2 separate regions of the Mus musculus genome follow, and region 2 is linked to region 1. Evidence: chromatin loops called from intact Hi-C (ENCODE). Cell type or tissue: heart. All regions are shown on one strand. Each heading gives the region's core, and the rest is flanking DNA. Links, peaks and the distances in the headings are about the cores only.

Region 1 (16,625 bases), core at 4,284-12,283:
TTAGATTTCATGCTAAGGTCATCATAGCACACACACCGAATCGTGTGTGTCTTCCCCACAGGGCTCTGGGTAACCCTCCATCGGCTGGTTGGTCTTGTTCGTACTAATGAGGCAGCCACTGTCAGCAACCACATCTTTTTCTCGAACCCGATGCTAGAGTTAACTAAGGAAACACTAGATGGAGTAGAAAGAACGACATCGCAGTTGAAAAGACCCTCAGTAAGCCGGGGGCGTGGTGGCGCACGCCTTTAATCCCAGCACTCGGGAGGCAGAGGCAGGCGGATTTCTGAGTTCGCGGCCAGCCTGGTCTACAGAGTGAGTTCCAGGACAGCCAGGGCTACACAGAGAAACCCTGTCTCGAAACCGCCCCCCCCCCGCAAAAAAAAAGAAAAAAGAAAAAAAAGAAAAGACCCTCAGGAGATCAGCTTGTTCCGAGGAATGATTCATGGGAAGGAGGGTTCCTGATACAGAAGGAAAGAGAGCCGATGGTGAAATGGAAAAGGCTGGTGTTACCCAAATATAAAAGGACCCTGAGGCAAGACATAGCAGAGGCTTGACTGCCATAATTGTAATATACATTAGCGTTTCCAGGAGAAAAGAAAAGATTCAGATCTTTCCAGACTGGTCCTTTCTCATAGAACTCATCGGTGGTGGAAGCGGGACTCAACTCTTCAGATGGTAACCATAAAACCAGATCCCTTCCTCTCTCTTGTTGTCAGACTTCCCAAAGCTGTGTCTCTCCTCGACTTGCCAAAAAGCAGTCAGGCTGGTACTAAAGGCAGCGTATTGTCTAGTGGGACACCCAAGGTGACACTCTTCTACATGTCTACAGATTTAAAAAAAAAAAAAATGAGGTCTTAATGGAGGACTTCCTTGGTCTAGAGGTGGATAAAGAACAAAAATTAAAAAACAAATGAGAGCTTCAGAGCTGCCTCACCGGTCTGTCAGAGGACCAAAGTTCAGATGTCAAAGTTCAGAGGTCAAAGTTCAGATGTCAAAGTTCAGATGTCAAAACTCACATCTGAAGGCTCACACATGTATGTAACTACTTCTCCCATGGTATCCGATGCCTCCTCCTGGCTTCTCTGGACACCTACATACATATCTACATATCTACCCTTACACACACACACACACACACACACTCACACACACACACTCACACACACACACTCACACACACACACACACTCACACACACACACACACACACACACATACACTCACAAGAAAAAAAAAACTTTGAAGAAAAAAAATTAAGGCCAAAGGATTGTCATTTTCTATAGCTAGCCTGAGTTATAAAAAAGTGTCAATCCACTGAGGACTACACAACAAGACCCTGTCTCAAAATCAAAACTTCAGCCACAAGCATAAAACAAACAAACCTTAGAAGCCAGAACAAAAGGGGCAAATGAAGTCGTGAAACCACATGGGAGTTCTATTTTTCTACTGTGGAGCTAACTAGTGCCTACTCTTCCAAAAAAAAAAAAAGCTACTATGACAAAAAAAAAAATCAATAACTGAGCTTGGTGCTTTCCTTGTCGAAACTGTCCAACTGGAGCCAAAGGTCAGACTATCTTCACACCTCTGATCAAGCAGCTCTGTGGATCCCACAATCCCACAGCCACACTGGACATGCATTAGTCAAGCCAACCTCTCCTAGAGACTTCCCTTCAAAGCCTGAGAGAGAGCCCATCCCAGTCATTTGGAAGGCATTAGCTCAGCCCTCCCACACTTCCATTGTCTTTAAAAATGTCTGTCTTGACATCACAGGAACCCCATCTCCTGGGATTTCAAATTGCTTACCAGCCTTGGCCTTAATTCGCTTTCCTGTCTCGCAATAGAAAAACCCTTGCAAGTATGGGTCCACGGTACTGGACTTCAGCTGCACCTGTTACAAGAGTCAAGGTGTTAGCATCACCAACATCATCATCGTGAGCATCACCATCACCATTTCTGTGCTAATTGCTGGCTTTAATCAATATCAGCTATGTCAGTGACCTATTACTACTTGGGGCGGCTGTTCTGATTGGTGATATTTTATCGATAAGAAAACATGGCCCAGAAAGACTAACCTAGATCTTTCATCTATTAACTTAAGCAGATAGGAGTTTGATCACGAGTAATCCCAATGGATAAAATAGCACGTTGGAGGCAGCATGATACATCAATGCACTTAAGTGTGAGAGAGTTCTCCTCTGCTGTCAGGAGCCGCTGAGTTGAGGATTACCATCCCTGGAAGATGAAGGGACAGAATCTCATATTCAAAACCCAAGAGATCTTATACTGCAGAGCGGCAGGCGTGAATCTAGAACGAAGGCCCGTTTGTCCTCTAAACCCAAACTAGTTTGGCTCTAGTATGGGGCTCTCTCTGTCCGGGCCACAGTCTCCTCGTTCACGAATGCAGGTAATAACAACACCGCTCTCAAAACTGACTACAGTGGAGATCAAAGAAGACTGTGGTCTGTGAAAGATCTCATAAGCCAGGTGATGATACTGGTTGCCTGTTTCATCTTGGTCTATGCAAACCTGCTTCGAGGAAGGAGTCTTGTCTTGGAGGGGTGCCATCTGCTGTCTGGGTTCATGCGCTGGCTGGACAGCAGATTCACTCACCTAATTTTTTAGGGTCTTGTAAAAGGTATGAGGTAATTTGTCTTTGTTAGTGAAAGATTTAGTGATGAATTCACCCTGTGGTATAATTAGCCCCAGGCCTGTCTGTCCCAAAGGGGATTCCCCCACCCCACCCCCGCCCCCTTCCTATCTTACCAAAACACAGGCAACCTGGATCTGAGGGCTATGTCATTCTGCAGAGTCCAGGCTAATCTAGCAGAAATGCTTTGAGTCAACAAGTCCTTACTCCTACCCACCTCTGAGAGCCTGCGCTTTTCCTCAAAGCTAAACAAAAGAGTACCTCCTGCCAACATTAAGGCTGAGCGAATGACATAAACTCCCTGTCTTGTCTTAAGAACTTTTAAGAACTGCTTAAATTCTTGATCTGTGTTCTGCTGTTGCTTCCTCAGTTTCGGGGTGGTGTGGGGGAGGAAAGCATAAAACAAAGGGGTGCACTTAGGAAGCAGGAGGCACTTGTACCCATCCTTGCCCAGGGGATATGCCTTTACTTGATTTTCTAAAGAGACTGAGCGTAAGGCTAGGGGCTTGCCAGCTTCAGAGAGAGAGAGAGAGAGAGAGAGAGGGAGAGAGAGAGAGAGAGAGAGAAAGAGAGAGAAGAAGGAAGGAAGGAAGGAAGGAAGGAAGGAAGGAAGGAAGGGGGAAGAAAAAGGAAGGAAGGAAGGAGGGAAGAGAGAGAGAAAGGAAGGAAGGAAGGAAGGAAGGAAGGAAGGAAGGAAGGAAGGAAGGAAGAAGAAAGGAAGAAAGAAAGGGGGAAGAAAAAGGAAGGAAGGAAGGAGGGAAGAGAGAGAGAGAGAAAGAGAGAGAAAGAGAGAAGCCAGGCAGTAGTGACACATGCCTTTAATCCCAGTACTTGGGAGGCAGAGGCAGGCGAATTTCTGAGTTCGAGGCCAGCCTGGTCTACAAAGTGAGTTCCAGGATAGTCAGGACTATATAGAGAAACCCTGTCTTGAAAAACCAAAGAGAAAAAAAAGAAAAAAAGTAAGAAGGAAGGAAGGAAGGAAGGAAGGAAGGAAGGAAAGAAAGAAAGGGAGGAAAAAAGAAAGAAAGAAAACAGAAGGGCTTGCTTGAGGGAGTCTGTACCTTCCTTTTCAAACCCTGTTTCATCCCTAACCACTGAGCAACTAAAACTGTAAGGAGCACTTGCTGTCCCATCCCAACTGCTTAGATCATCTGGCTATCAAATGACCTTGGGCCAGCCGAACGACCTCCATCCTTGACTTTGCCAAAACATTGATTTTTTTTTTTTCCCCTTCTCATCTCTTCAGAAGTAAAACATCCTTTGCCTAATTGTTGGCGATTAAGAGGAGGGAAAAACTTCCATGGCAACCGAGCTGGCAGGGACAGCCAGAGAGGGCTTTGAAAGGTTCTGCCTTCTCGGGTTCAAGTCCACGCAATGAGTCAAGTACTGAGATCCGTCATAATGATTCTTGCGGTCGCTCATCTCAGTGCTCACGAAGGGAACCAAATTCAATCTTTGCAGATGGTCAGTTTTGCAAGCAGAATCTTCCCTTTACTCCCATTCAGAGATTCAGAGATGATAGGACCCAGGACCCAGTAAGTACCATAGTCATGCTGGTGACCAAATTCCCGGGAATGAAGAAAGTCTGGATTTACTCCCTGGAGGATCCAAGTAAGGATGCTTCAGATGTGCAAAGACAAACCCCACCGTCTAAATTGTACTGTAAATATTGTCATACTGGACTCGCATCCGCCATCCAAAGCCCTTCATGATCCACGTATAAGCATAATGCAGACCTCTGAGTCAGCCAAGTATGCCGGCGGGCACAGAGTGGTCTAGCTTTAAGAGAGTTCTTCCCTGACATGCCTTCTCCTGTGATTCCTTCCCTGATTCTCTGGTACCACATTTTGAGTACGTCTCTGAGTAGACAGCTATGTTCTCCCACTTCCTCTCCTTCAACCCTCTCAACCCTTTATCCCTCAAAACCTCGCTTCTTGAAGTCACTTTGAGTTGACTATAATGGGGGAGGGGAGAGCTTGTTTAAGAAAAAAAAAAAGTAGCAATTTAAATGAGATGGCCACAAGATGTTACAGCACCTATCATTGGAAGATGGAGTTGATTTCATCATTGTTCAGACCTGCCTTGAACCCTGGAAACTGTTTCTACAACCAGGTTCCCCAAAAGTCTTCAAGCACCCCTCCCCGCCTCCTTTGGCCTCTTGAACTGCTGGAGTGTGACCGCAGTATAAAGAAGTTCTGTCTACCCCATTTTAAGGCTGAAGTACCAAAGGATTCCTGCCCTAGCTACCAGAAACCAGAGGCCACCTGGACCACCCACACACAGAAGAACCACTTTATAGGTGACAGTAGACAGCTCAAGAGGAGAGACACCTGGCTGAGCCCATTCCAGGCTGGGAATCTTGAGCTAATACCATCATGGCTCCCCACAGCAACTCTGACCTCTTGTTAGGTAAGCCACAGATTTCCTGGGCGTGCGGTAAAGTTTACAGATATATGGCCATTCTCGGGTACTTTTGTGCTTGAGATGGCAAACGGTTCCCATGAGAAAATCCTTTCACCCCTGTGCTCCTCGTCCTACTAATTCCCACTGACGACTGTTAGAGTTTGCAGGCAGCCATTGGAGTGGACAAGGCTCCTCTGCCGTCTTCACCAGACCAAAGCAATGCACACTTTAATGACAGTAGCTGAGCTTTGGTTAATTGCAGGCTGCTCTGAAACCACTTACTTAATTAAGCTGTTCCCAGTTCGGGGCTCAGGCCGTGCTTTGGTGGGAATTTGCAATGCTGTCTTTTAGTTCCAGGAGCCGCATAGTTCGTCCATTACTCTTGTTTTGTTTTGTTCAAATAAACTCCACTAAATTTAATTGGTCTGAGGAATTTTCCCTTCTTAACACCATTCAGGCCTCAAATTGGACACCGTTCCTCTGGGAATCGTCTCTGGCTCCCTCCCCCTCCCAACCCCTTGCCCCCTCCTCCACCATTCTCAGCTCCCCACACACACACTCCTCACCCCCACCCCTCATCCCTGTGAAAGCGCTTTCTCACGGCCCCCCTCCCTGTTTTGTTCCCATTCCTCTGTAACATGCCATGTGTCTCCCACCCGGAGGCCATACTGTCAGCTCTCCTCACCAGACCAAATGTGTGGTAAAGCGGGGGCCGGTGTCCATCATGACCATTACTGTGTTCCCAGAATGCAGCTCAGCGCAGGCCAATGGTGAAAGATTCCCTGTTAGCTGTGCTGGCTATCAGCCCGCCAAGGCTCCCCCAATCCTCTTGTCAGGACACCAGTTTGATGATGGGCTCCTACTATGGATGTAAGGCAGTGAGTGGTCCTCAATCTCCCTAACGCTGCATCCCCACGCTGTGATGACTCCCCCCCACACAACTCTAAAACGATCCCATTGCTAATTTATAACTGTAATCTTGCTACTGTTACAAATCGTAATGATGATATCTGATATGCAGGGTATCTGATGTGTGACCCCCACACACACACCTTGGGGGTCATGATCTACCACGTTGAGAACCGTTGACATATTGGATCTGCTCTGCCTCTGTGTACATAGGTCTGTATCGGATCAAACCTTCCCCTGCGTATTGGAGTAGGGGGTGCAAGGTGCCATCCCCCCCCCCCCCCAGCAATCACCCCTCCGCTGCCTACAGTGTTGAGAACAGCTGCAGTCTTATGTTCCACCAGCTCAGGAGGCCCCAGAGCCTCAGCCTGCTGCTCTTCTGACACATTTCCCATTGCCAAAACAAATTTCCAAAAGACTGCAACTGAAGCTTAGCACTAACAGTGGTCTGACCACTGCGGAGCAGATCGCATCGGCAGCTTAGAACCCGACGCCTTGATTAAGGCCATGTGGAACTCACACTGACTTACTAAGTAGCTTCATTTTGCCAATTTACACGGGCCTTGTCGCCAGCAACAGCCTGCATGAAGAAGAGACTTACATCCACTGCCATCTCACCTCAACCTGAGGATGTGTTAACACTGTAAGCAACAACCACAGCCAATTTATTTCTCTGTGCTTTAAAATGTAAATAACTGAGCCTTTTATACATTGTTTTCTTTTTAAACTGTGCTATGCAAGGCTCCTGAGAATTTCATCTAGCCGGAATTCCACATTTCATTCGACTTTACTAGAACTTGCCTTTAGTATAAAAATTTTTGTTCAGCACTTGGGAAAGGTTTTTAGAAAAGAAAAACACATTACAAGCGACACTAAATTCCTTTCAGATAACTGAACATTCTCTCATGTTGTAAGGGAAGCTAGAGTTATAGAACAAATATGGGCTTGGGTACCAGGCAAATGGGAGATTAGATTTTTTTTTGATGTTTTATGATGCTGGGGATCCAACCCAGGGACTCACACCTGCTATGCAAACACACCAAGCCCCCAGCTCAGCTCGAAGACTGAATCTTCTGTTCTGTTCTGTGTATAGTTTTATTTAAAACAAACCAACCAACCAAACAACAAACAAACGTGCCTAAGAGATAACATCAAAACTCAACTTATCAAAGTGTGAGGAGCTGAAGATATATTCCTGATGGTCTCAATTGATATACCTACATCAACTTGGATCAATGCAAGCTCATTTGATGCAATATCAGTAGCCATGGTAGCAGGAACAGAGGAAGGCCGCATGGGATTGGTCCTAGTTCATTGTTTCTTGGTTCCTATGGAGACAACGCTGGCTCAACTTTTACCCTCAGTGCTCACAGCTTGGGGAGCTGAGTTGCTCACTAAGGGTGTGTACTGTTCCTGCAGAAGGCCCAAGTTTGGTTCCCAGCAGCCATAGCAGGAAGTTTGTAAATGTCTATACCTCCACTTCTAGGTGTCTAATGTTCTCTTCTGTCCTCCACAAACACCTGTACTTATGTGCACGTACCCAAGCGTAGACCTAGGCACACAATTAAAAATGAAACGAATTTTAGATAGAAACAAGTATTTAATGCAAAAGCTTTCGATGTATGGTGTCTCTGTCTCTCTCCCTGTCTCTGTGTCTGTCTCTCTGCTGCCCCACCCCCAACCCCCACCCCTTGGCAACTTTTAGCACGCACATGTGGAATAGTAACTCTGCTGTTGAAAGCCACAAACACAAGGATAACACAAGACCTGCTAAAACAGCTCTTCTACACCCAACAGTGGAGTCTTGGTGCCCTCTGCTGTTCTCTCAGCATAGTGCGTGCCATCCTGTGTTATTTAGAGGGAGTTGGTGCATCTCTGGACAGAAGCTGCCATCTGCTGGGTACAGTTACCCTTAGGAACATCCAGGGTGTTTGATGTTGCAGACTGGAAACCTCCAGGGATGGGTCTATGTGACCCATATCTCCAAACCAGTCTGGAAGGTGAGCTTCTAATGGCCACAGAGTTTCCTTCCAGCAAGGGAGCAGCTCTTTCCTCAGAAAACCAGTCACAAGTCCTTCTCATGGTTATAGCAGCAGTAACAACTGCAGGGGAGAGGAGACTCCACTTGAGAGCTGTCTTAAAGCTGTACAGCTCTGGGGAGCATCTTTCACCCATGCTAGGGCAGGCTTTTCAATGATGCAGCTGCCTTAAGGCCCCCCCCGCCCCCTGCTTGCTAAGTGAACCTAGTAAATGCACTACTTTACTCCAGTGGGCTTGGGTGTAGTCTCGTCTACTGACATCGTTCTATCCCGAATGAGGAGATGTTTGTCTATGTGCCCCCAGGAAAAGTCAAAGAACATTGCCACCTGTATACCGGGTAACTTTTCTGTTCATAGTTCTTTGAAACACCTTTCTGAGGCATATAGGAAGTTATGAAGGCTCAGTGTTATGAATGATGTTGTCACTGTAGAAAGGATAAGAGGGAATTTTAACCAAAAACTATTTTCTTACATGTTATCTACTACACATTAGAGCAAATATATATATATATATATATATATATATATATATATATATACACATATATACACACGCATATATATGTGTGTATATACACACACACACATATACACACACATACACACACACACATATATATATTCACATGTATGTAACAGCAGTTGAAAAAGAGGCCATGATTTGGGAGGAAGTAGAGGAGACAAATATGGCAGGGAATGAGGGAGAAGAAGAGAGAGGAAATAATATAATTATACTTTAATTAAAATTTTTAAATGGAGAAAGCAAAAGCAATTGGACATGCATGCTAGAGTATATAACGGTAGTTAGCATTTCTATTGGCAGGATAAACCACCATGACCAAAAGCAACTTGTGGAGGAGGGAGTTTACTTTGTCTTACAATACCCAGGCCATAACTCTGTTCCTGAGAGAAATCATGGCAAGAACTCAAGGCTAGAACTGGGGGGCGGGAAGCTGATGCAGAAACTGTGGGGGAACGCTGCTTACTGGCTTGCTTTTTAGAGCTTGCTTAGTTTGGCTTCTTATACATCTCAAGGCCACCTGCCCAGGTGTGGCACTGCCCACAGTGAACTGGACTCTCCCATAGCAGTCATTAATCATAAGATTGCTCCACAGGCATGACCACAGGCCAATCTGGTAGGGCCGTTTGCTAAACTGAAAGGGTTTGGATTTTTTTTTTTTTCTCTCTGTGAAGAACTGACTGGGGACACAGATAGATACACTTGTCAAAATTTAAACATCATAAGAGCGTATACAGGTATCCAAACACCACGTGCCATGCCATGCCATGCCATCATTTGTATAAGTTTTATGTGTTGATTTAAAAAAATCGTAAGAGGCCAGGTATTAAGGGGTACACCTAATACCTTAGCACTTCAAGAGGCTGAAATAGGGGGATTACTATAAATTCAAGGCCAGCTTGCACTAAATAACACATGCCAGGCTAGCTGGGGATATGTAAAGTCATCCAAAGGCCAAAAGTCTCATCCTGAGACCAGCAGGACTAGGACTGCTTCTACCCTGCTCCGGGCCTGCGTGTCCTGGTACACCATAGCCTTATGGCTGCCAACTCTGCCACCCCTGAGGCAGTCATGTAGCCGGGTGTGCAGATTACAGGTTAGACTTCCTCTCTCCCTATAAGGACATGGCCCGAAAGCTCCTGGAATTCCTCTTCATGCAAAGGAAGCATTCCCAGGATCTTGACACCAGCAATGTACACTCACCCCCAAAACCCCTACCCACTCCCTAAAAACTCTCTCCTGCCCCGCACTCATGCCAGGCAAGATCCTGCCTAACTCACCCACCCATCCACCCACCCACCCAGCTAAGTTTCCCTCCTTCCAGTCCAGCCCAGTGCTCAATGATGTCTGGATATCCCAAGGGGAAATGGCAGGGCTATATAGAAAGACCTTGTCTCAAATAAAACAAACAAATAATAAATTGTAAGATGTCCAGAGTACCTTATCCAAAGTAAGCACAAATAAAAACCCGTTTTACCTTGGGAGATTTGGAGGTGGGCGGCTGGGATCCAGGTGAGCAGGGAGAAGTGGGGGTGGCGAGGGGGAGGTGACAGGCAGCACTACAAAGGCATGCTTGCACAAGACTGGTGGGAAGGCCTGGTTGCCTGGAACAAGGACTTGGGGCTTAACCTTGTGGTCCGTAGGAAATCGTCAGTGTAATGAAGTGGTATCAGTTAATTATTTCTGACCACATTGTGGATGATGAATGGACATTTGATGGGACTAGAGTCAGAGTGAGAACTTAGATGCTTGGAGAAGCCAGACACGTGGCAAGGACAGTCAGGGAAGATGGTGGCAGTCAGAGGAAGATGACCAGAAGGTGGGCGTGAGAGGCCAACTCAGCAGGCAGGAGGGGGTGGTCATGTGATTAAGTAAAATGGGAACTTTAATTAAAATGTAAATTCCTGCCTTTTCGACGTGAAGCAAGAGAACTGGGACAGAAAGACAGACAGGAGAACCTTGTGGCCTCTTGAAAGGCCAAGCTTCCAGAAATCCACTCAAATGCAGCTCTACACCAGCCAAGCAGGAAGGCCAATGGAAAGACAGTCATTTGTGGGACCTTCTGGAAGAGAGCCTTTGGTGTCTTAAAAGTCATTCATGTCACAAAGCCACCGACCCATCTTGGAAGTTGAAATGGATGCTGTAGAGTTTGCTAAACCCTGCCAGCCATGCTCCATCTCCTGGCTAGTTTCACAGCGTGGCTAGCTCTAGCCCATTCTCATAACTGTTTCCCAATTTTGCTCTGATCCAAAGCAATCATCCAAAGCCTAGAGGTTTATAAACAATTGAAATCAGTTAAAGATCATCCTCTACTCCCATGGGATGGTACAGGATGCATAGCTTTTAGACCCAGGTGGATCCCGCTGGCTTTCTCCATTCTGTTACTGGTGTTAGATAAAAGATAAAAATCTCTCCGGAATTCAGTTTTCTCGGTTATAAAAAAGAAAAATGGGGACCGAGTGGTTGTTGGTACTGTGACAGAAGGCATCGAGATGAACATAAAAAGCTGGATCCCTCCTCCCCCAGTTAGGTGCTTCGTATAAGAATATAAGAAAACAGAGCATGCCCAGAACAGCCTACTACCCCTTCACACCGGTACACAGCTGCAGTCTATGTATACCATCAGGGAACTCACAAACACTTAGATAATCCTCCACAGATCTGCTAAGGGGCTTGTTTCCATGACAACTTTAGAATCTGTCCTCAAGCTCCCAGTAGAGATTGGCCATCATAAAGATCTTGGGGTCAATTCCTCTGAAAAGGAAGAAGGCAGAACTTGGGGGAAGGCTTCAATGAAGGCAGCAGCCAACCCAAGCTCCTAGGCCGTTTTGAAGATGCGATTTCTCCAAACTCAGCCAAGGACATGGGGTCTATGTCCCACCTCAAGGTTTCCTTTATACTGTCAAGACAGCAGTGGGTGCCAAGACAGCAGTGGGTGCGAGCTGCCCAAGGAAAAGCAAAGGATTTTAAACCAGCTCAATATAATACTGCATTTCAAAAGTGGGATGGGATGGCATAGTGCAGTGTCCACTACCTGCTGGGATTGTGGAAGGAATGTGTGGGTGCCTCAGCACACAGTTTCTGTTGAGTGTTGGAGGGCACTTGGATTAGCAATGGACTCTCCCAGGCTAGCTGCTGGTGACTTCAACTAGAAGCCATACAAAGCATGCACGCCTGGATGGAATGCACTCTGGTGGCTTCTGCTGAGTTCATGACACATGAAGATATGGAAACAGGGTTCAGAAGAATCCACAACAATGGAGAAGATCAATAGATTGAGACTCTCATGACATTGTAGCTGTGGAACTTCTGGAAGTATCTAGCCTTCTCAGACCTCCATTTCCTCCATTTCCTCATGGGAAAAAGAAGCCCATTTTGTGAATAGTCAACTCAGAGTGAGTCTATCTGTATCCTATGAAATGCTCAAGCAGAGATAAACCAGCAGTATACAGTGTCTTCATCCCGAATATTAGAATTCTATCAGTGTGTCTTAGTTAGGATTTTATTGCTGTGAAGAGACACCATGACCACAGCAACTCTTATAAAGAAAAACATCTAACTGGGAATGGTTTACAGGTCAGAGATTCAGTTCATTATTGTCATTGGGGGAAAACATGGTGGCATACAGGCAGGCATGGTGCTAGAGGAGCTGAGAGCGCTACATCTTAATCCACAGGCAGAGGGAGACTGTGTGCCACACTGGCCATAGCTTGAACACAGGAAACCTCAATCCCCACCCCCAACTTGACATCCAAGGCCACACCTCCTTCAACAAGGCCATACCTCCTAATAGTGCAACTCCCTATCAGCCAAGCATTCAAACACATGAATCTATGGGGGCCATACATTCTCAAACCAAAATACAGTATATACACAGATGGTTAAATATGGTTATAAAGGGAAGCTGGGGAGATGGATCGGGCAGGAGAGGTCTTGATATACAAGCATGAAGACCCAAGTTTACTACTCCTATAAAAAGCTAGGTAGGATGGTATACGCTGGTGATTTTAATTCTAGGAAGGCAAAGGCAAGAGGATCCCTGGTGCTTGCTGGTCAGCTAGCTTAGCCTAATGGGTGAGCCTCAGGTCCCAGGAAGAGCTTCAAAGACCAACATGCTGAGAAACAGCATCGAGGTCAACCTCTGACCTCTGACTTCCCCGGGTCATGCACCTGTCTACATATACGCACATAGAGGAACACACACATACACAAATAAATGAATGTTTGATGTCATTTAAGCACTATATCTCCTTCACAGAAATGCCCATGTTTTCATCACACACGGTGAGTCTTTAAGACTTGTGTGAGTTATTCACGTTTATCCCACGATAGGATCAGTTCTGACCTGTGTTCACAGTTCCCACAGACTCATCCTCATTTCTGAATGACTCTTGACAACCTAAGGCTATGGCTTCTATTCAGCCTTCGTAAGTACAGGAAATACTGACGTCCACATCAGTCCTTGTTAACCCCCCTCATTTTATTCTAGATTATTACTTTCAAGAAACTCATTTTTAAAACAATTCATTAAAAAGAATGCTATTGCCAAATATGGCTACCTAAAGTGAATCATCTTTGGAGGTAGAGCACAAAAAATAAATAGAAGGAAAATAAATCAAATAAATTACATTCTAAAAAAATTAACTGCTTCCTTAAAGCTTTATATAAAGGGGGATATTCAAAACTTAAAGTTGTGTTTCAGGCATCTTAGCCCAAAAATGCAGATTTATTTCTTAACATTTTGAAAGGAGAATAACAACCTACCTAGATGATTTAGGTATCATCTGGCCCACACAGAGCATCATGACATTTGTCCCACACTGATCTAAGTTACGCACACAGAAATTATATTGCTGGGGTGTGGTGAAACAGCTAATCCTTTAATCCCAGCACCCATCATGCAGACGCCACTGGATCTTGAGGCCAGAATGCTCTACACAGCAAGTTCTAGGCCCACTAGGGATGCACAGTGAGCACCTTATTTAGAAAAAGAGTCCCATTTGACAGATGCATACGTTTATAACTGGGATTAGGTTGAGACACAGATATGCCCATGACTCACACCAAAGTACTTTTTAATTCCTTTTTGGGGAGAAAGTCTGCATTGCAGATGTATCAGTTGGGTTTGGGGACCCCCACAGTTCTCTAGTCTCTGCATTTTGATCAAAATGCATGAGCAAAACCTTCACAATGTGCTTGCATAAACGAGACCTGCACACTGACAACACCAGCTGACATACCAATGTGCATTGGGGGGGGGGGGCGACATTCCACATGGTCACACACTTAGATGAAGAGTCATAGGTGGTCAACCACGTCAGAGAGAAAGAGATAGTTTCCTCCAGGCAGGGATGAGTTTCCACATATGATGTCCAATACAGATGAGCAATGCTAAATGGACTGAGTATGTTCAGCATCGTACATGCATACATACATAAACACAAAGATACACATGAATGTGTGTATACATGTAACAGCAATCATTAAAAAATTTTTAGGGGGCAGAAGGGAATGGGAGGTTATGGAATCTATATTACAGATACTGTATATTATATACACAGTGCTCATTAAATAATACTTTTTAATAGAGGCAAAGGAAACTGACATTTCACATACCTCTCCTGAAACTATTATTTCAGTCTCTGGTTTACAGTTGAGGTGAAGATTCTAGATGTAAATAATTTTTCTTGGATCTCACTTTGGTTTTTGAGACATGTTTATGGAATGTGTTTCCGAACAGTTCTTTACTGGCCCTCGGCCTAAGATGTCATCTGCCAAGTAGCCAGTTCTTCCTCTCACAGGAAACCTGTCCCTATGTATAGCTCAGCATGGACTCAGGCTTTCAATCTCCTGCCTCAGCTTTCCAGGAGATGACATTACATGTATGTGCCACCATGCCTACTCTCTTGAACTGCACTTTTCTTAGGAGAGTCCCTGGCTTGAGTCAGAAATGTCTAGCTCCAATAGCCGTCTTTTGAAAACCTGTACCATGAGGATACAAATGAACAGGAAAAGCCAGAAGCTCTTTTTCCGCCACAATTCAGTTCGCCAATGTGGACATTAGAGCCACCCGGTGGGCTTGTGAAACTCAGATCGATCACCGTGTCCACCTGGAGTGTACCTCTCAGTGGGTCTGGGATAGGAGCCAGCTTCCTGACTTCCTAGCCAGCCCCCAGGTGCTGCTGATGCAGGGGGTTGAGCTATCACTTTTCCTGGAGCTTGACCTTGATCAATACTGTTCCTTATTTCTGGTTAAGTGCTCTGCAAGGCCACGTGCACATCATCTACTGGAAATTTTTAAAATAAATCCAGCCAGAGCTGGGATAGCATAAAAGGGATGGAATCGGGCCTTTTAAAGGCAATTCTGGGCATTCTCGGAGCTGCTGGTGACCTATGTCTGCAGCCCGACTTGCATATTGGTGGTTTGCAGAACATATCCATGAACACAGATATGCTTTGGATGGCTGGGATCTTGCTCAGACTCTCTATAGATGGATAACACTATGCAGTTTCTTTGTTTGGTTTTGGGTGGTCTTTGTAGAGTGGATATGAATTACACCCCTTTCTGGGCAGAGGAACTGTTCGCTGATGTTTATGGGATGTCTTTAAAGGCATTTCTTTGCTGTAGTGTCAGGTCGACTAAGTCCCAACAAGTAGGGGTGGGAGGTTGGAGAACAGAAGCAGCAGCAGGAGAGCAGAAGACAGAGGGTCTGTGAAGACTTCCGCTGGTTTGAGGATCGTGGTCCTGGCTTTACCCCTTCTGCTTTTTCCAGGAGGCTTTGGAGTGGATAATTCCAAGACGACACCAGAAAAGCAGGGAGTTTATTCCCATGACGCTGGTGTCAATCGTTAGGTGTTACCATGGGCACCAGCTGTGGGTATGCTGGGTTTGGGATCAGTGCAATGAAGAACACGTGGGCTTCCCATCGCAATCACAGGAGGAGGGAGACGGAGGCCAAAGTTAACCCAGTCATCTGAGCTTCAGACAACTTTGGTCAAGCCTAAAATAGGGTACCTAAGAATGGTGAGCACTCATATGCATCTCCTGTTTCTTTACACATAGAAAGGGGAGGCAAGGAGTGCTGGAAAGAAGTGACTTGCTCACAGTTGTAAGGATGAATGGCAACTGGAAAGACTATGCCTAAATTCACCCAAGCCCCGCCTTTTAAAGTCCTCTACAGAGTCTGCAATGCAGCCCATGCTTTCCTTTGATAGAGATCTGCTTCCCCAGTGTTTCATTATAGCTGTGGTTTTCCACGCTCATCTCGAAAGTCCTCCCTGTCTTTATATACAAATCTTTTCCAAAGTGCCACTGACCATTGTAACGAGCCAGGAAAAGCCTTCTAAGGACTCTTTGGCCTGGACCCTGTAGTGAGGTAGAGGGAACTTCTGTAGGTGCCTGCCTCCTAAAAAATGATCACTCGTGTAGAGCAAATGAATACAGCCAGTGCCTTTGACTTGAATTGGGCCATGTGATAAAGTGAAACGCGTCCGTGTACTTGCCTGAAGACTACTTACTGCTCACAGACTGGATCTGCCTGCTCATCCAAGCTCAGCATTTCTGTCTTTGTGATCTCTTTAGCGGACTGCCTGGGCTATGGCCCTGCACACTGACTTAAAGACCATGCAATGAGGAAAGTGTCTTCTTGGCCACATGTTGTGTGGGGGTTCCCCTGGGTTGGCAGAGGGTTTTGGTTTCACTGTTCCCTTGACAAGGCCACACAGAACTGAGTCATTAGGGAAGTTCCCAATTACTGACAAGGTACTTCCTCCACTGACACCCTCAGAATACTAAGCACACTTCCTCCAGCTGAGATTCTAAGCTCTATGGTGGCAAAACCTGTGGGAGCGATGCTTTCTAGAACTTTCTTGGGAACTAGCAAAGTGCCTGAGTGTGGTGTATGGTCAAAGCTTGTTTGAACCCTTAGAGTTGGGATAGTTCAATGATCCTGCTATGGTTGGAGAGTCCTTCAAGTTCTTATGAGCTGAAATTGGTCCCTATTGGGACTGGGGATATGGCTCAGGGGTAGCAGGCTTACCTGGCACACTCAAGACCGTAGGTTCCATTCCCAGCACTGCCAAATAAACAAACTTCATTTATTTG
Region 2 (16,625 bases), core at 3,228-11,227, 470 kb before region 1:
TTGATTCTCAATTCTGTAGTCCACGTCTCATCTGCCTCAAGCTCCTGCTACTGTGGATTTTCCACCATGAGTATGAGTGGGAATTTTGAGCAGAATAAACCCTTTGCTCTTCAAACACACACACACACACACACACACACACACACTTCCTGTTACATCACCTTTCAAATGTGATTTATTGTTTGCACGTTCAACACTACAGTAGCCAGTGACAGGGGCATCCTCAAGGACTTGCTGGGCTTGATAGAAATATAGACCTGATTTAAAATGTGTTCTGGAAGCTCTTCAAAGAGACCCAGAGCATGCCAATTCAATTCAAGTGGCCTTCCACCTCGACTCCAATTAATAGGGAACAAGGACCTTTTGCAATCCTGAGAACTCTGTCTACTCTTAGAAAATGTTCTGCTGTGCTGAAGCAAGCACATTAAAAAAACAAAACAAAACAAAACAAAACAAAACTCAACCCAACTCTTCACAGGTTGTTGGGACCAGCAAGGGCTCTAATGACATTAAGAGCTCATAATTTCCTCCCTCTATAGATAGTGCAAACTGCATATGTCTGTTGGGTGTACAAGTGTGTTTATGTGGGTCCACTCATTTACATGTACAAGTGGAAGCCAACAGTCAACTTTGGGTACCACTCCTTAGCTGCCATCTACACTGGGTTCTTTTGTTTGGTTTTTATTTAGTTTAAGATTATAATAGAATTAAATCACGTCTTCCTTCCCTTTCCTCTTTCCCCAAACCCTCATAAATACCCTTCCTTGTTCTTTTTCAAATTCATGTCTTTTTAAAATTTTCTTGCATCAGTTGTTATTTCGTGTATGTATGCTATCATGGCTGCCTTAGTGAGCCCCAGACCAGCAAGAGACTGTCTTCAAAATTCAGTGTAGCTTCTGATGTGACTAAGACACATTCATAAACTCTCTCCAACATGATGGCCTAAACTTGAGTTGACCAAGGATGATGCCAAGAGACATACCAAGGGGGATGGGGGAGCCCAAGAGGCTTCAACTCTACACAGAGAACTGCAGGCAACTAAGGAGTAGTGAGAAGAGGGGATATTGTCTTCCCCAGAGAAAAACACATCAGTTGGTTACCCAATACCAAGTGATCAGCCCTCGAAACATGTATGAGTAACATAATATGGACTGAGGAAGTCGTATTCAGAAATACACATGTACATATACACATGTATGCGCAAAAAAACATTCTCCCTTCCCCAGGGATGTTGCCTGCCTCAGGGTGCAAGAAGGCCATGAAGAAGCCCGCTTCTACCCATATGAGGGGAACACACCTCAACTGACCTGCCTCTCCACCTCTTCTCTCATACCTGTTCTACAGTCTTGCGATCCTTCTCAGCAATGCAAGACCCTGTTTCCTTTCCTATCTCCTGCCTGGACCTCATGTGACTACCACTAAAACTTCCTTTCTTCTGAGATCTAGAAGAAAGGGACTCCCCCACTCCGCCTCATAGATCTGATTTTGCATCAGAGCCCCTACCATGCTGTCTGTCTGTCTGCCCATGATATTACTAACTCTTCTAATACATACCTTACCCAAAAGAATATTCCACCTACTGTTCCCTTGACCACTATAATCCTGTAACCTTTCAGCCAGAGGAAAGGCCCCAGGCTCTAGGACTCTAGGTCTCTGAAAGGAGACCTTACCTATGCTGGACAGAGCAAAGAGAAGAAGCAACAAAGAACAATCAATGTCAGCACAAACATGCACCAGACACGGAGACAGCATGGCTCTGGTGCACACGACACACAGGACAGCCTTCAGGCCCATCTCTATATATGAGAAAAAGGAGGTTTTAAGACATTAAAAACTCTGCTCCAGGATCAGTGAGATGACTCCACTAGTAAAGCACCTTTGGTTTACATGTGTTGTCTACATGTGATCCTTGGGAGACTCATAAAGGTTGAGGAAGAGAGCAGCCTCCACAAAGTTGTCCCCTGATCTCCACACTTGCACCATAACATGCATGTCCCTACCCCTCACAAAGACATTAAACAACAACAACAACAACAACACAACACAACAACACATTAGTTTTTTTTTTTGTTTTTTTTTAAAAAAGCTTTCAGAAGTAGGCCTGGTGATACATGCCTGTGACCCCAGCTGGTTGGGGTGTTGAGGCAGATGGATGGCAAGTTCGAGAGCGTGATGGGGCTACTTCAAGGCCAGTTTGGGCAATTTGATGAGGCCCTGTCTCTACATAAAATGTAAAAGGAGGAGGTGGGGATGAAACTCCCCAGGAGCACCCACAGGGAGCACCCTAGGGAACACTCTGTTTCCCTCTTTCACAGACAGGTAGGGCTTGCAGTCAGAGTGAAGGGGATTTTAACTATTTTTTAAATGACCTCGAGGAGCTGGAGCGATGGCTCAGCAGTTAAAATGGCTTGCTGTTCTTGCAAAGGACCCCGGTTCAGTTCCCAGCACTCACATAGTGGCTCATGACCACCTAGGACGCCAGTTCCAGTGTGGTCACACTCTCTTCCGACCTATGTGGGCACTGAGCACGCATGGTACACCTATATTCATTCATTCATTCATTCATTCATTCAGGCAAAGCACGCTTACACACACAGAAATAAATATTTAAAAAATTAAAAGTAAATAATAAAAATGACCTTTATAATCATCAGCCATAACTGTTGTTATCAAATCAGTGCCACTGCCAGAGGCTTTAGTCTTATATTGGCTTTATTGTTTTTCTGATAATCAAAACACACACACACACACACACACACACACACACACATGGGTGGGGGAAGGGTTATAAGCACTTCATCTGTGCTTAGGAGCAGAGCTGAGAACAGATGCCATGTCCTGCTTCCAGCTGAGCATCTCTCTCCTTTGAGAAACTGGATTTTGATCACTACACGGACGTGCATCACTTGCTTGTCCGACCGTAAAGAGAATCACCACAGTTCTGTTGAAATCAATGTATTCTGGGGCTGGAGAGACAGCTCAGCAGTTGAGCACACTGGTGGCCAGGGTTCAATTCCCAGCACCCACATGGCAGCTCACACCTGCCTGTGACTCCAGTCTCAGGACTTCTGACACCCTCACACAGACATACCTGCAGGCAAAACCACCAATGCACACTAAATAAGAGAAAATTATGTCAAAGAGTATGAATCAGGGTATTTATTAACATATTTCTTTATTTACCTACATATGCTGTCAGTGAGACATTTTAAAATTATTCTTCTGGAAAGGCCAGGCTATTTTGTGTTCTGTTTATTTCTATCTTGAGATGACCTTGAAATGGCCATGTCTTCAGCTCTCTCTGGGAAATAGTTCCAACAGTAAGGAAGGGCATCAACATGGGAGAGACAGGGACATAGAGCCTAGTATTGCTGTAAACCAAGAGGGTTCATAACTTCACCCCTGCGTGCAACTCGGGCAGCTGGCCTCAGGGCTAGGCCACTGACATATGTCCTAGTTGACCTGAGGTGGATTCGTCATTCTTGATGGGGTGATTTTCCACCCCACTCTGCAAGGATTACTGGCACTGCCTGAAGGCACGATGTCATCACACAGAAGTGCCTGTGTGTGCTGTTGACATGGTAGAGGTCAATACGACCCTAAATATCTAACAGAGCACAAGAAGGCCCCTTAATGAGGAGTGGTTTGGACCCAAAGGCTGTTTAAGCACTAACATGAAGAAACCCTGGTCTAAAAGTGTTTTCTATTTCTTATAAGATAAATTTCTTTTCTTCTTCTTTTTTCTAAAACCTCTTTTTTAAAAAAATGCTATGTTGGGTAGAGGAGGTTGGCTCAATGAGTAAAAAATGTTTGATTGTACAAGTTTGTACCTCCATTTTATGAGGTTGGCATGGCTGTGCGTATCTGACCCTCCACTTCTGAGGTGTGGTGGAGAGAGATTGTGGCAGCATATGAGCCATGCCTATACTAAAACCACAAGCTCCAAGTTCAGTGAGAGGCTCTGTTTCAAGATAACAAGGCAGATAGTAACAGAGAAGGCCACTCATTGTCTTCCCCTGGTCTCTATAATCATGTACAGTCACACACACACACACACACACACACACACACACACACACAAATGAACACCAAAACTTAAAGTCAGCACTTGGGAGGCAGAGAAAGGCAGATTGTCATAAGTTCAAGACCAGCTTGAGCTGCAGAGCAAACAAACCAGTGTCTCAAAATCACCAAACAGACAGACAAAATCCCATTCCATCCCCTGCATCCATGATCCTCTCCCTCCGACATCATGATATTGAAAGTTCACTTGGTAACGGCCGCCTTGAGATGAGGACGTAGTCACAGAAGGTTTTTTTTTTTTTTTTTTTTTTTTTTTTTTTTTTTTTTTAAACCCTGAGATGTCACAAGAGTGTTTTGTCACCCACCTTGTCTGAGCGGACCGTGAACATCAAATACAACTTTCCTCCTCTGGCCAGCAGTGGTACAAGGACAGAGAATTTATTAGAGGACAGGTGAGAATATCTGGTCCCGACATCAGACTTTCTCAGGCGAGCCTTGGCATCATCTATCAGATTGTTTCTAAGAAGAATACAAGACAAAAGTTGAGTAAGCAGAGCTGTGGCAGCAAGCACCTAGCCCTGCCAATCTATTTGTATGTGTGTGTGAGGGGGGCATCCGTGTATGTGTGCATGTGTGTACGTGTGTATGTGTATATGTGTGTAGCTTGGATTTCATTTCTGAGTCTCATTATAGTTTTCCAATAACCTGGCAGAAATCACAGTATTTAAATGGCATGTGTTGGCAAGACAGACAGATGAGGCAAAAACACCAAGCCCACATTGCATACAGAGTTGGCTTTGAAAGGCAACTTAAATGAAAACTTCCAGTGTAAGCCAGGTTATGCATGTATGCCATGCCTGCATGTGAGAAGCAAATGTGGGAGAACCTAGAATTAATGGCTGTCCTCAACAATAAGGTGAGTTCAGGGCCTGTCTATGACATGTGTCATCTTACAGCAAGAAACCAAACCAAACAGCAAGTCTGTATGGTAAAACATTCCCCCAATAAGCTTTAATATCTGTAAATAAACTGGACCTCACTGTAGTCCCAGCTATTTGAGAGGCTGAGGCAGGAGGATGACAAGTTCAAGGCATCCTTGGTTTACATAGCGAGTTCAAGGACAGCCTTGAATTCAAGACTATGTTCCAAAATAAGAAATAAAGGAGCTTTTGGGATGTAGCTCGGTAGTAAAGCATTTGCTGAGTAAGGGAGGCCCTGGTTCTGTTTCTAGTGCTTTGGAGGAGAAATTACTATTGCTATAGGAAGACAGGACAGGTGTGCCAAAAACTCCTCCTGAGGCTTGCCTGGTCCTTCCACCATTCACAAACCCAGACACCTTGTAAATGTGATTCTCAAACCCAAACAGCCACAGGATCTGCTACAAGGCGGTGCCCAACAGACTCCTCCAGCACTTACCCCAAAACCTGACTCGGTGACTTTGAGGTGAGGCCCGAGGGTGAGCGCTTGATCCAACTTCCAAAGTGACAAGGTTGCCTCTGTGGCAGCTCAAGGGACTGTACCATCACTGATAGTTACCGCCAAAGTTTAGATTCAGCACCACAAATGGGACTGTTTTCATGTGGCTCTTTCCGAGTCCCTCGGATGAGCTCTATGCTTTATGCTGCTTGTTTGCATGGTGTGTGACAGTGACCACCTTATTCATGTCAACATAGAGCCTGAGAATGTGGTGTTATTCAGAAATGGGTTCTTTGCAGATGTAAGTAGTTAAGGCTCTTGAGATTGCACCATCCTGAATGTAGGGAGAACTCCCAATCCAACAACAGGTGTCTTTGAAGGAAGAGGCTATAGACATAGATGTACACACACACACACACACACACACACACACACACACACACACACACACAGAGAGACAGACAGACAGACAGACAGATGGGAATGGGGACCCAAAATCTGCTGCTATAAGCCAAGGATGATCGAAAGTTACCAGAAGCTGGAAGGGGCAATGGAACATCCCCAGAGACTTCTGATTGTGTGCCTGCTAATACCTTGATTATGGACTTCAGACCTGATTATGGGTCCTTCAGACCCAAGAGAGGCTAATTGCTATTCCTCAAGTCATCCAGTTGGTAGGACTTTGTCACAGTGGCTGTAGAAAGTGTAACATTAGTTCTCACTATTCCGCAGTATGACTGTGCAAAACCAGATGTTTAGGTCAGCCAGAACTCATTCCATCTCAAAAGCTGGGTGGAGCCGGGTGCGGTAACTAGCTCACACCTGCAACCTCCTAGTGCTTGGAGAAGCTGAGGCAGAACGACTACCGAAAGTTTGAGATCAGCCTGGGCTACCCATCATCTCCTGGAGCCTCGAGAAGTCCTCATCTGTAACTTGCTCGAGGGTAGCCGTGCAGGTAAAGTGGCCAGTTCATGAACAAGGTGGCCCTGAGCTGTGAGTGTTAATCACTAGCGCATCCTTAACAAGCCTTTGGTTAGAGGGGTTTGCTTATTCTCAAACACCGCCCCCCCCCCCCACAAGCCCCATCCCATCCATGTGACAGAGAGCTGGCTGCAAACCAATCAAATGTCCTGGAAAGGGCCAATGAAAGCTGGCACACAGTACAGCTGATACTCACAGGCCTCTGTCCAGAAAAGACAATTAGCCAGCCAAAGAGGAAGAAGGCTTTTAAACAACCCCTAGAACTGCCCAGAGGCAGCAGGAAAATAAAAGTCTAATTGTGTCGAGACAATACCATCAAAATAGGAGCAGGGCTGGCCCATTCTGTGTTGAGTTCTCAGAACAGCCTTGTAGTACTGAGGCCAGGCTGGGAGCAGCAATGCCTTGAGCAAGAACCTCGGTTATGGGTGGAAGAAGCCACCCAGGAACTTGAACTCTGTTTGGCTGATGCATAACTGTCTGGCCATGTTGGGGTTCTGAGGTTCCGCTGTGGGGGTTCCTGAAGAGTGACTCGGATTGGCAAAAGGGAAACGCTGTGACCCTGGGAGATGAGGACACGCCTGCGCGTGTGTGAATCTTGTTAGGTGAAAACCCCAACTCTGTCCCCAGGAGCAGAAGAGCAAAGTTCCGGCTGGAGGGGAGCCCTGAGGAGCCTGAACTGCAGGGTGGATAGATAGGGCCTGTGCAATGATCAGAGCCCGGCTTGGTCAGGCTCCGGTGCTTGGAGCCGGAGAGCTTTACCTGACAGGCTCCGGGAGTCCACAAGGTCGCGACATCAGCCCTGCAGTACTTCCTCTTACTAGCAGCAGGAGACTTCGGGAAGCAAATAGTTCTGACGCGCATGCGCTTAGTAGCCCCAGCTAGGAATGAGGGCGGGGACTTTTCAGGGAGGAGAGGCTGAGGGCGGGGCCCTTCAAAGACGCCCGAAGTGCTAGGGGCGGGGCCTATAGGTAGGGCGTGTTCGGGGCGGAGTTAGGTCCGAAGGTGGTGCTGACCGGATTTAAAGTGTTGAATACACTAAAAAAAAAAAAAAAAAAAAAAGATTGCTGTCTAGTAGCGTGGGCTTCTTCAAAACCATGGAGCATGTGAGAAAATTTGCAATAAGCAGTTGTAAAAAGTACTTAATTTTAAAAAATTAAAAATTAATTACGCTTGCCGGGCATGGTGGTACATGCCTTTAATCCCAGCACTTGGGAGGTAGGGGCAGGCAGATTACTCTTGAGTTCCAGGGCAGCCTGGTCTACAAAGTGAGTTCTGGGACAGCCAGGACTGTTACATAGAGAAACACCGTGTCTTGAAAAACCAAACAAAAACGAAAACCAAAAACCAAAAACAAAACATTTTATTTACTAGTGTGTGTGTGTGTGTGTGTGTGTGTGTGCGCGCGTGTGTGTGTGTGTGTGTGTGTGTGTGTGTGTGTGCGCGCGCGTGTGTGCGTGCGTGTGTGTGTGTGTGTGTGTGTGTGTGTGTGTGTGTGTGTGTGTGCTACAGAATATGTATGAAGATCAGAGGACAACTTTCAGGAGCCAGTTCTCTCCTTCCACCCTGTGAGTTCCAGGAATGAAACTCAGGTAGGTAGGCTCAGAGGCTGGGAGGGGAAAAGGAGGCTGGGTGGAGAGTTGGGGGCTTGGAAAACCAGGCCGAGCTCCTCACTCCTGGCCAAAAGAGAGTGTCTAACATGTAGCTCTCCACACCTCCACCCCCACCCCAGTATCAATGTCTCCAGTGTCCTGCTGCAATGCAGACTGCCCAGAAGCACACACCTACTAAGTCCCAGGAGGGTGGCAGGTCCCCAGTGTAGGTAGATGCTGCTGTCTGACACCTGCACCTGTTTTCAGGGATGAACTGCCTAGCAATGGGAGAGCTCCATCACCTCACACAGAGCTGAGAGAGAGTGTGAGCTGAGCGGGGAGGCTGGCCGGAACTGAGACTGGGGGGGGGGGGGGAGAGGGGAGCAAGGCAGGCTTCTCCAAAGACTGGCATAGTGTCTGACACACAAACTTAATGATGGGCTTTACAATTCATATATCCTTCCCTAATGTCACACATGAGTACAATGTATCTATTGTAAGTGATTACAATAACACCCACCTTCCATACCCCTCCATTTTCCTCCCAGAACCCCCAACCACATCTGCCTCCCCAATTCATGTCTTCTACTTCTTTTTTATTTTTCTTTTCTTCTCTTAAAATTCAAAGAAATTGAATGTAAAATTAAGTAATATATAAGAATGAGTCAAAAACTGAATTCATCCCTACATCAGTATAGTAAAAAAATATAATTCATTGTATATTATATTATTTTTTTAATGAAAGAATAATTCCATAAAAACAAGAGTACTCAGAACTCATGAGAATCCCATTATAGCTAAGGGAACAGTTGTACCACAGTTCCCGAGATTTTACATTTATTTTTATTTATGTATATAGGTATGTCTGTTTGTATGCATGCTAGAATTATAGACATATAAGCAGCCTGATGTGCATTCTGGGAACTGAACTCTGGTCCTCCGAAAGAACAATATATTGTGCTTTTAACTGCTGATCGAACTCTCCAACCCCATTCCCAAGACTTTTAAAAAGTACTAAACCTGGCGACATGAGGGCCTTTAATCTCGCACTTGGAAGGCAGAGGCAGGTGGATCTCTGTAAGTTCAAGGCCAGCCTGGTTTACAGAATGAGTTCTAAGACAGCTGAGGATGTTATACAGAGAAAGCCTGTTTTGAAATCACTAACCCAGCACCTGTGGTTTATCGCGTTATCTGAGCAGTGTAATACCAGGAACAGCTGGGAAGGGTCCAAACCAAGAACACAATGGTATCCTAATAATACTGATCGTCACACTCCATCTACGTCAGTCTCAATCCTCAGAGCAGGGTGCTGGGGAGATGGCTTGGTGGTTGAAACTCTTGCTTGTAAGGATCCTCAGAATCCACAGGAATGCCAGGTAGGCATATTGGTTTACCTATAATTCCAACCTGGGAGAGTAAAGACAGGGTATTCCCAGACAACTAGCAAGTCAGGCCATATCACTTAGCTCTGGGTTTGATTAAGTTACCTTTGCATCAACCTCAGGGCACCAAATGCACCTGCACGTATGTACTCACACTGACACACATAAACGTACAACACACACACACACACACACATACACACACACACACACACACACACGTGTATGCGTGAACATGTAAAAGTGAGAAAAAAATTCCTCAGAGCAACAATGAACAGGGTTATTTCTACAATGATGGTATTGCTCTTTCTTGATTAGAAAATAAAAATATCCAGCTTGAGGTCGTAGGGCTTTGGTTTGAGGCTGCATCATTCTGACCTTTGAGCCCGTGTATTTCAACACACCCTAGAAAAGCAAATGGCCTGTGAATTAGGTGTGTCTGACCATGAGGAAGAAATAAATGACTCCTTATGCAATATCCGTGACATAGCTGCTTGTGAGAAGTATGGGGCTATGGTTGAGACACGGAGCCTTGGCCTTCAGGCCTCTCAGTCTTGAGGAATGACTGCAAACACAACCTACATCTCGAGTCATTTACTACGTGAGTTGGAAGGGGTGATGACCGTGGTTCAGGGAGTTGAATTAAAGGCTGGGAATTCCGTCTGAGAAGCCTCTTTTCTTCAGACTTCTATTGACTGACTCTTTGCTCTTAAAGATGCTCAAGTTGAGACTTAAAGGTTTCAGGTGTTGTCACACCTGCCACGTAATAAATTATTTCTCTGCTGTTGAAATGAGTCAGTTCAAGCTAGATTGGAATATATATATATATAGGCAGGTTTATTAGGAAGCAGATCTTGGGGTGGATTCACTGAGGCCAGAGAAGTCACGGTTGGGGTTGGGGGAGGCAGAGGGGAGTGGTAAGAAAGAGAGAAAGAACAACATGTCCACACAGATAGAAAATGCAGAGAGGGGGAGAGAAGAGAGAAATAGGGAGAGACCAAAATGTCTGGATTATATAGGCAAGAGTCTTGGGGGAAAGGGAAGCCCAGCCTCTGGGCTGAAAAGTTCAGGGCAGAGGATGGGGTATGCCTTGTTACAGGTAAGGACTGAGGGATGCTGGGTGAACCTGGAGGTCAGGTCTGTCTTGGTGTGTAAAATATGCACCTCAGCTGTTTGTCCTGGGTTAGAATCCCAATATCACACAACAAGCAATGGTAGAGCCAGGTGTGAGTCCCATCCATCTGGATTAAAGCATCCAAGACAGTAAAGACAACACTGTAGGCAGAAGCCAACTTGGCTATGGAGTCTTGTTTAGAGGGCCCCACTCTTCAGTGTGGCAGGGATAAAAAGGCATATTGCACCGGTAGATACTGCTGGAAGTTCAGGAAAGGTCTTGCAAGGTTAACAGCAAGATGGCAGTTAACCTTCTTCACCAGAGAAGAGAAACTAGGAATCTTGGTTGTAGAGAGACCCTGGCTGCATGGTAGGAAATCAGTTGGCATCAGGGAGATGCTGAAAGCAATCAGGAATAAAGGTTCTCCTCTGACCGACATACCCAAATACACATGCACCCACACATATATGTGCATGGCCTTCAAACACAAATGTGCATGCACCCATACATACAGCCTTCATACACAAATGTATATGTGTGCCCACATGTACACGCACTTGAATACACATTCATGCATACTACACCCAGGAAATTTTCAGCTATTGTGACTTTTGTAAGGCTGGAAGCTGTAACACAGAGTGGCTGTAGCATCACACTGTGAAATGTATCAGGATAGGTGTGTGTGGGTAGGTGGGTGGGTGGGTTCAGGAAGCACCAGGTAGTTAACAGAGCCTCATGGTTAGGTCAACTCGAAGCCTTTTAAAAAAAACAATGACTTCTCTGAGCAGCTCTACACACATTTACCAGTAGGAACATAATTCTTTTTTTAAAAAATGTGTGGAAGAAAAATTTTGGTGAAAATGGTCAAGTTGGCCTCCCAAAGCCAAATCCCACAGGCGCAGGCCTCTCGAAGAAGCACACTCCAGGAGACAGGGTCAGCTTCAACTGCAGGCCACCCAAGCCCTCCGGAGCAAAGGCTACCTGAAGAAGAGCTCACAGCTCACAATTAGAGGAACACCATTAAGAGTTTTATCAATGCAAAGGGGTTTAAGAGCTCAGGGGAGTAGGGCACAGCAGAGAAGTAATTAATTTCCCTGGTTGCTGTGGGCAGTGGTGTTGGACCCAGCAAGGCTGCAGAGAAACAGTAAGATAACACACTGGGAAAATAATGCTCAGAGAAGGTGATTCTTCTCCTTTCCTTCCTCGATTTAGAGGAGTGTCAATCACTAATAACTACGCCCCTAGGAGAAAGCTCAGAAGGATTCCAGAACAATCCTCGCGCACAAATACCACACAGCTTGCTGAGGGAAGCAAGGCTTGTTCTCCCTGCTATTCTCGCCAACTGAGCCCTTTTTCTAAGCCTCATCTCATGCTACCCCCTAACCCAAGCCATGAAGGACTGGGTTATAAACGGGAATTTCTCTACAAATAGGTCAGGGGCCAATGATGTCAAAATCACATCGTGGGGACAGGTGTTGTCTAGACAGATCGACCCCTGTTATGGGATGCTTTTCCTGAGGAGATGTGACATATATGTCTGTTCACCTCAGACATGAAACTGATGACATACTAAAGTGATGATACTACCTGTGGTGCTCTGTATACACCTAGCGCATTGGAAGGTGTGGCCTCATTGGAACAGATGTGGCCTTGTTAGAGGAAATGCATCACTGTGCGGTGGACTTTGAGGTCCTATGTTCAAGCTCCACCCAATGTGGAAGAGATCTCCTCCTGGCTGCCTGCAGAAGACAGTTTCCTCCTGGCTGCCTTTGGATCAAGATGTAAACTTGTCTGCTCCTTCTCCAGCACCATGTCATCCTGGATTCTGCCATGTTTCTTGCCATGATGATAATGGACTGAACCTCTGAAACTGTAAGCCCACCCCAATTAAATGTTGTTCTTCATAAAAAGCTGCCTTGATCATGGTGTCTCTTCACAGCAACAGCAATGAAACCCTAAACGAAGACACTACTAAAGCCCAGCTTAGTAAACCAATGAGTTTATTTGGATTCCTTATTAAAGTAAGGATGATTTAAAGGCAGTTCCATTACCAAACTCTGACTCCTGGGCAATAGCTGGTGAGAACTGGAACCTTGGAGGTCTCTGCACAATTTGCAGGCACTTGGACAGAGTAAGGAGTATGTTCTAGGCAGCTCAGCTTCTCTGAGTCTCCTAGGCAGCCCTTATTGCTTAGGTAACTCTAGAGAGGAGGCCTCATGTGTCTTGTCAGTTTCAGGGACTTCCTGTGGTTTACTTGATATTGACTTCCATTATGTAGCATCCCTGTAAAACTCCCCCAGTTTTAACAAACTTCCCTCCAAATGGAACGTTTCAAATTGCTATAGACCCTATAGGTTCTCATTTTAGGGTAAAGTTCACTAAGGATGATGTGTTCCTAAGCTTCTAATAGTTCTTCTCTGAAGGTCAAAGGGATTGATTCAGAAGTTCCAATGAGAGTCAGTTAATACTGAGAAGAAAGAGCCACCTGCCTTGATATCTTGGTGATATGGTAGCCCCAGAGGGAAGAAGAAAGCTCAGCTATGGAGGGTCATAAGGTACCCTTCCATAGCAGCATGGGGAGACTCAACCCAGGAGAGGCTCCAGGGCTGGTAAATGGATTAAAAGTTGACTGCAAGTGGAGAGCTTCCTACATAGTATGGCTCTGACTTTATTATTCTATTTTATCAGTGTGTGAGTGAATGTGAGTATGTGTGTGTATGAATGTAAGTGTGTGACTATGTGTGGGCAGTGTGAGTGTGTGAATGTGTGTGTATGAGTGAGTGTATACAGTGTGCATGAGTGTGAGTGTGTGTGTGCGTGCATGTTTGTTTTGCAGGCCTGCAGGTGAGTATGTGTGTGAAGCCAGAGGACAACTTTAATTATAGAGAACAACTCTGATTATCATTCCTCCTCAAGTCCTGCCTACATTGATTTTTGAAACAGGGACATGGGGCTCATGAATTTCTTTAGGCTGGCTGACCAGCAACCCCAAAGATGCTCTTGTCTCTGCATCCTTAGCACTGGGATTTCAAGTGTGTGCTACCAACCCTGACTGTTTATGGGAGTGGTGAGGATCTCTCAAACTCAGGTTCTTATTCTTGTGTGACCAGATGAGCTATGTCTCTCTAGTCTCACTTTAAAAACAGGCATCTTTTATTTATTCTTTGTCAATTTCATACGTGTAGTTTTTTTCTACCACCTTTTGCTCTGGGACCGGCTGCAACACCAGCTCCTACCTGGCTTCCCTTGAATTGGTGGACAAAAAGACAAATACACGGTTTGTTCCCTTACAACTTGCCTTCTTGGCACAATTGCTGGCCATTGCTGTCTCTGGCCTGGAAAAAATGTGCCCTTATAAATATTTTTATCTCCATCTCTCCACCTGCCCTAAACTTCAGTGGGTAGTCACTAGTCACTGTCAAAACATCCCTGGCCACCCACCTATAGCAGTGGACACAAGCCCCAGCTACTCCTGAGACCTCACATGACTGCTCTTCTCATTTCAAAGCATGGTGAAAACTCTTCTCTCCTTCCTTGAGTCTGCTTTTTCCTCCTGGGCTGTGGAAATCCCACTTGTTCCTTCTGCCCAACAATTAGCCCATGGCTTTCTTTACTGACAAATCAAGAACCAATTGGGGAACAGAACCTTAGCATCAGGACTCCCCCCTTCATAAATGTAAACAATGTATCTTGATCATATACATCCAACTCCTCTCTTCGACCTCCACCAAAGCCCCAGGATACATCCCCCTCCTCCTTCATTACCCCATTCATATCTTCTCCTATCTTTTGTAACCAGTCCAACAGGTACTGATAGAGCCACCTGACACCTTGGTGTTATGGTAGCCCCAGAGAGAAGAGGAAAGGTTGACTACCAAGGAGCATAATATACCATTGCTTAAAAGCACAGGCAGGCCCACTCAAGGAGACCCATGGTTGGTGAATGAATTGTTGTACAGAGTGGGTTGCAAGTAGGGAACTTCCTACATAATATGGCCTGCTGAATGTTGGCTGACCTTGTTGGTTAGATCCTGTTCATGTGTAAAGGTTTTATACAGGCAAGTATAATGAGTTCATAAGTCTGATGGCCATGTCATGTCCAAAAGACACCATTTCACAGCACCCCTCCCTGTCCCCCTGCTCTTACATTCTTTCTGCTCCTTCTTCCTCAATGTTCCCCGAGCCATAGGGAAAGGTGACATAGATGTCCCACATAGGTGTGAGCATTCAGTGGCCACTTATGCTTATGTTTGGCTATGAGACTCTGAGTTAACTGCTGCTTACAGCAGGCAGAAGTCTCTCCTCCTCTTACTTTTAAAGACCCATTAAAAAAGAAAGATGTGAATCTGGTCCAGCACATATTTTGATTCAAGACTGGTTCTTGGCAAGACAAAATGTTTGTTGGTGATGCAAAAACATCTTAGAGTCAACCGCTTCACCAAAGAAGCTATAGAGTGAGGCAGGAGGGCTCTGGCCTCAGAGATACTGACCTGGGGTCGTTTGAGCATCTGTGTTTGCCCTGATACCCTTAGGTGATTCTGAACCAGAGAGAACAGCTTTGTAGAGTGGAGAGTAGAATGAGTTGGGGATGCACAGTTGGTAGAGTGTTTGCCTACCGTGCATGAAGCCCTGGGTTTGATCTCTAGCATGCCAGAGCAGTAATCCCAGCAATTCTACACTTGGGAGGTAGCAGCACCAGAATCTGATGTTCAAGATTATTCTTGGCTGCATAACAAACTTGACTAGTCTTGAATGCATGAGACTCTATCTCAAAGAAGAGGGAGAGAAGGAAAGGAAGAACAGAGAAAAGAATTAAAAAGCTAGACATCAGCAGTCAAAATTCAGCGAAAAGACTTCTGGAGAAAGGTCTTGAATGACCTTTCAAAGATTATGTCTGAGTTAGGGTCTTTGTTGTTGTGATAAACACTATGACCAAAAGCAATGTGGGGAGAAAAGGGTGTGTTTTATCTTGCAACTTTGAGTCTATCATCCAGCGAAATCAGAGAAGGGACCTGGAGGCAGAAACCTGGAGGTAGGAACTAATGCAGAAGCCATGGAGGAGTGCGGCTTACTGGCTTGCTTGGCTTGCTTTCTTACGCATCTAAAACCACCAGCCCAGAGGTAACATCCACCCTGCCTGCTCCCATCCTGCCCAACCCCCCCACAGTGAGCTAGACCCTCTCACATCAATCATAGATGAAGAAAATACAGCACAGGGTCTGCTCACAGATCAATATGGTGGGGACATTTTCTCAATTGAGGTTTCCTTTCCAAAATGACTCTAGCATGTGTCAAGTTGACATAAAACTGGGCAGTATGGGTTATATAGGAATTATAAAGGAAATGCCTGCAGAACAGCTGTAGGTTACAAAAGGCTGGAGATTTATTTCCAGGTGCTTCAAATGAGATTTGAAACATAGCCTTTTCCAAGAATGGTGAATTTTCACAGTGTGATAATAAAACAGACATACGCTTGCTTTAAATCTTTGAGCCAGGTCTGCCGCAGACAGACACACCTCGGAGTGCTACCTTCAAGCAATTCACACCATTAATCGTCTGCACGAGCTTGGAAATGAGATAGAGGTTGGTGGTGTCTGATTGCTTCTCTGTCTTGTAATCTTTGTGTAATAGAACAATTAAGAAGACTTAATTACTGGTGACAAGTGTACTGGGAAGTTTGTCATTGGAGGGAAGGCTCCATCTAGCAACCATATCATGGTTCGGCTGTGTCTCCCAATGAGGCACCTTCTGCTCCCAATTAGCCTGGAAATTAGTTGTGAAATTGGCTCAAGATTTTCCAGGATGCATGGACAGCTTGGCTTCATGGCAGAAACAAAGGCTGCTTCGCTGGATGCTTGCCCTCTGTGATCTCAACTTGGTCTTGGAGTCAGCTTCCCACAAACTCCTCACTCAACCCCAGTTGAAGACTTTGACCTTCATAGGTAATTGAAATAGGGAGTGTGGTGGTTTGAATGAGAAATGGCCCCTGTAAGCTAGTGTGTTTAGATACACTATGTCAATACATCTGGGTGAGGGAACTCTTTGGGAAGGCTATGCAACCTTTAGGAGGTGGGGTCTGGCTAGAGGAAGTACTTCACTGTGGGCAGCTTCAGCGTTCCA

What was found. A loop is a pair of places that touch in the nucleus more often than their neighbours do. Peaks named below come from ENCODE experiments on the same cell type or tissue, not always from the same donor. Only the 100,000 strongest peaks of a DNase experiment are listed, where the experiment ranks them.
Region 2: it touches region 1 in a loop (2.4-fold over the local background); 2 of 42 quality-filtered maps call a loop at or near these places.

What each region holds. Positions count from the first base shown.
Region 1 is chr8:113,655,930-113,672,554 of GRCm38, reverse strand. It overlaps Gm30052 (predicted gene, 30052), which reads left to right. Exons shown (of 3, transcript NR_136914.1): 3 at 3,897-4,629. Among named protein-coding and RNA genes, the nearest start is that of Gm30052, 12 kb to the left of the region's middle. In heart, for the core only: a CTCF peak has its summit at 7,807 (motif pointing left); a DNase peak (open chromatin) is centred at 7,784.
Region 2 is chr8:114,124,255-114,140,879 of GRCm38, reverse strand. It overlaps Nudt7 (nudix (nucleoside diphosphate linked moiety X)-type motif 7), which reads right to left and starts at 7,306. Exons shown (of 4, transcript NM_024437.4): 1 at 7,180-7,306; 2 at 4,389-4,542. The coding sequence starts at 7,214. In heart, for the core only: a CTCF peak has its summit at 7,211; DNase peaks (open chromatin) are centred at 6,569 and 7,279; H3K4me3 peaks cover 1,469 bases; H3K27ac peaks cover 863 bases.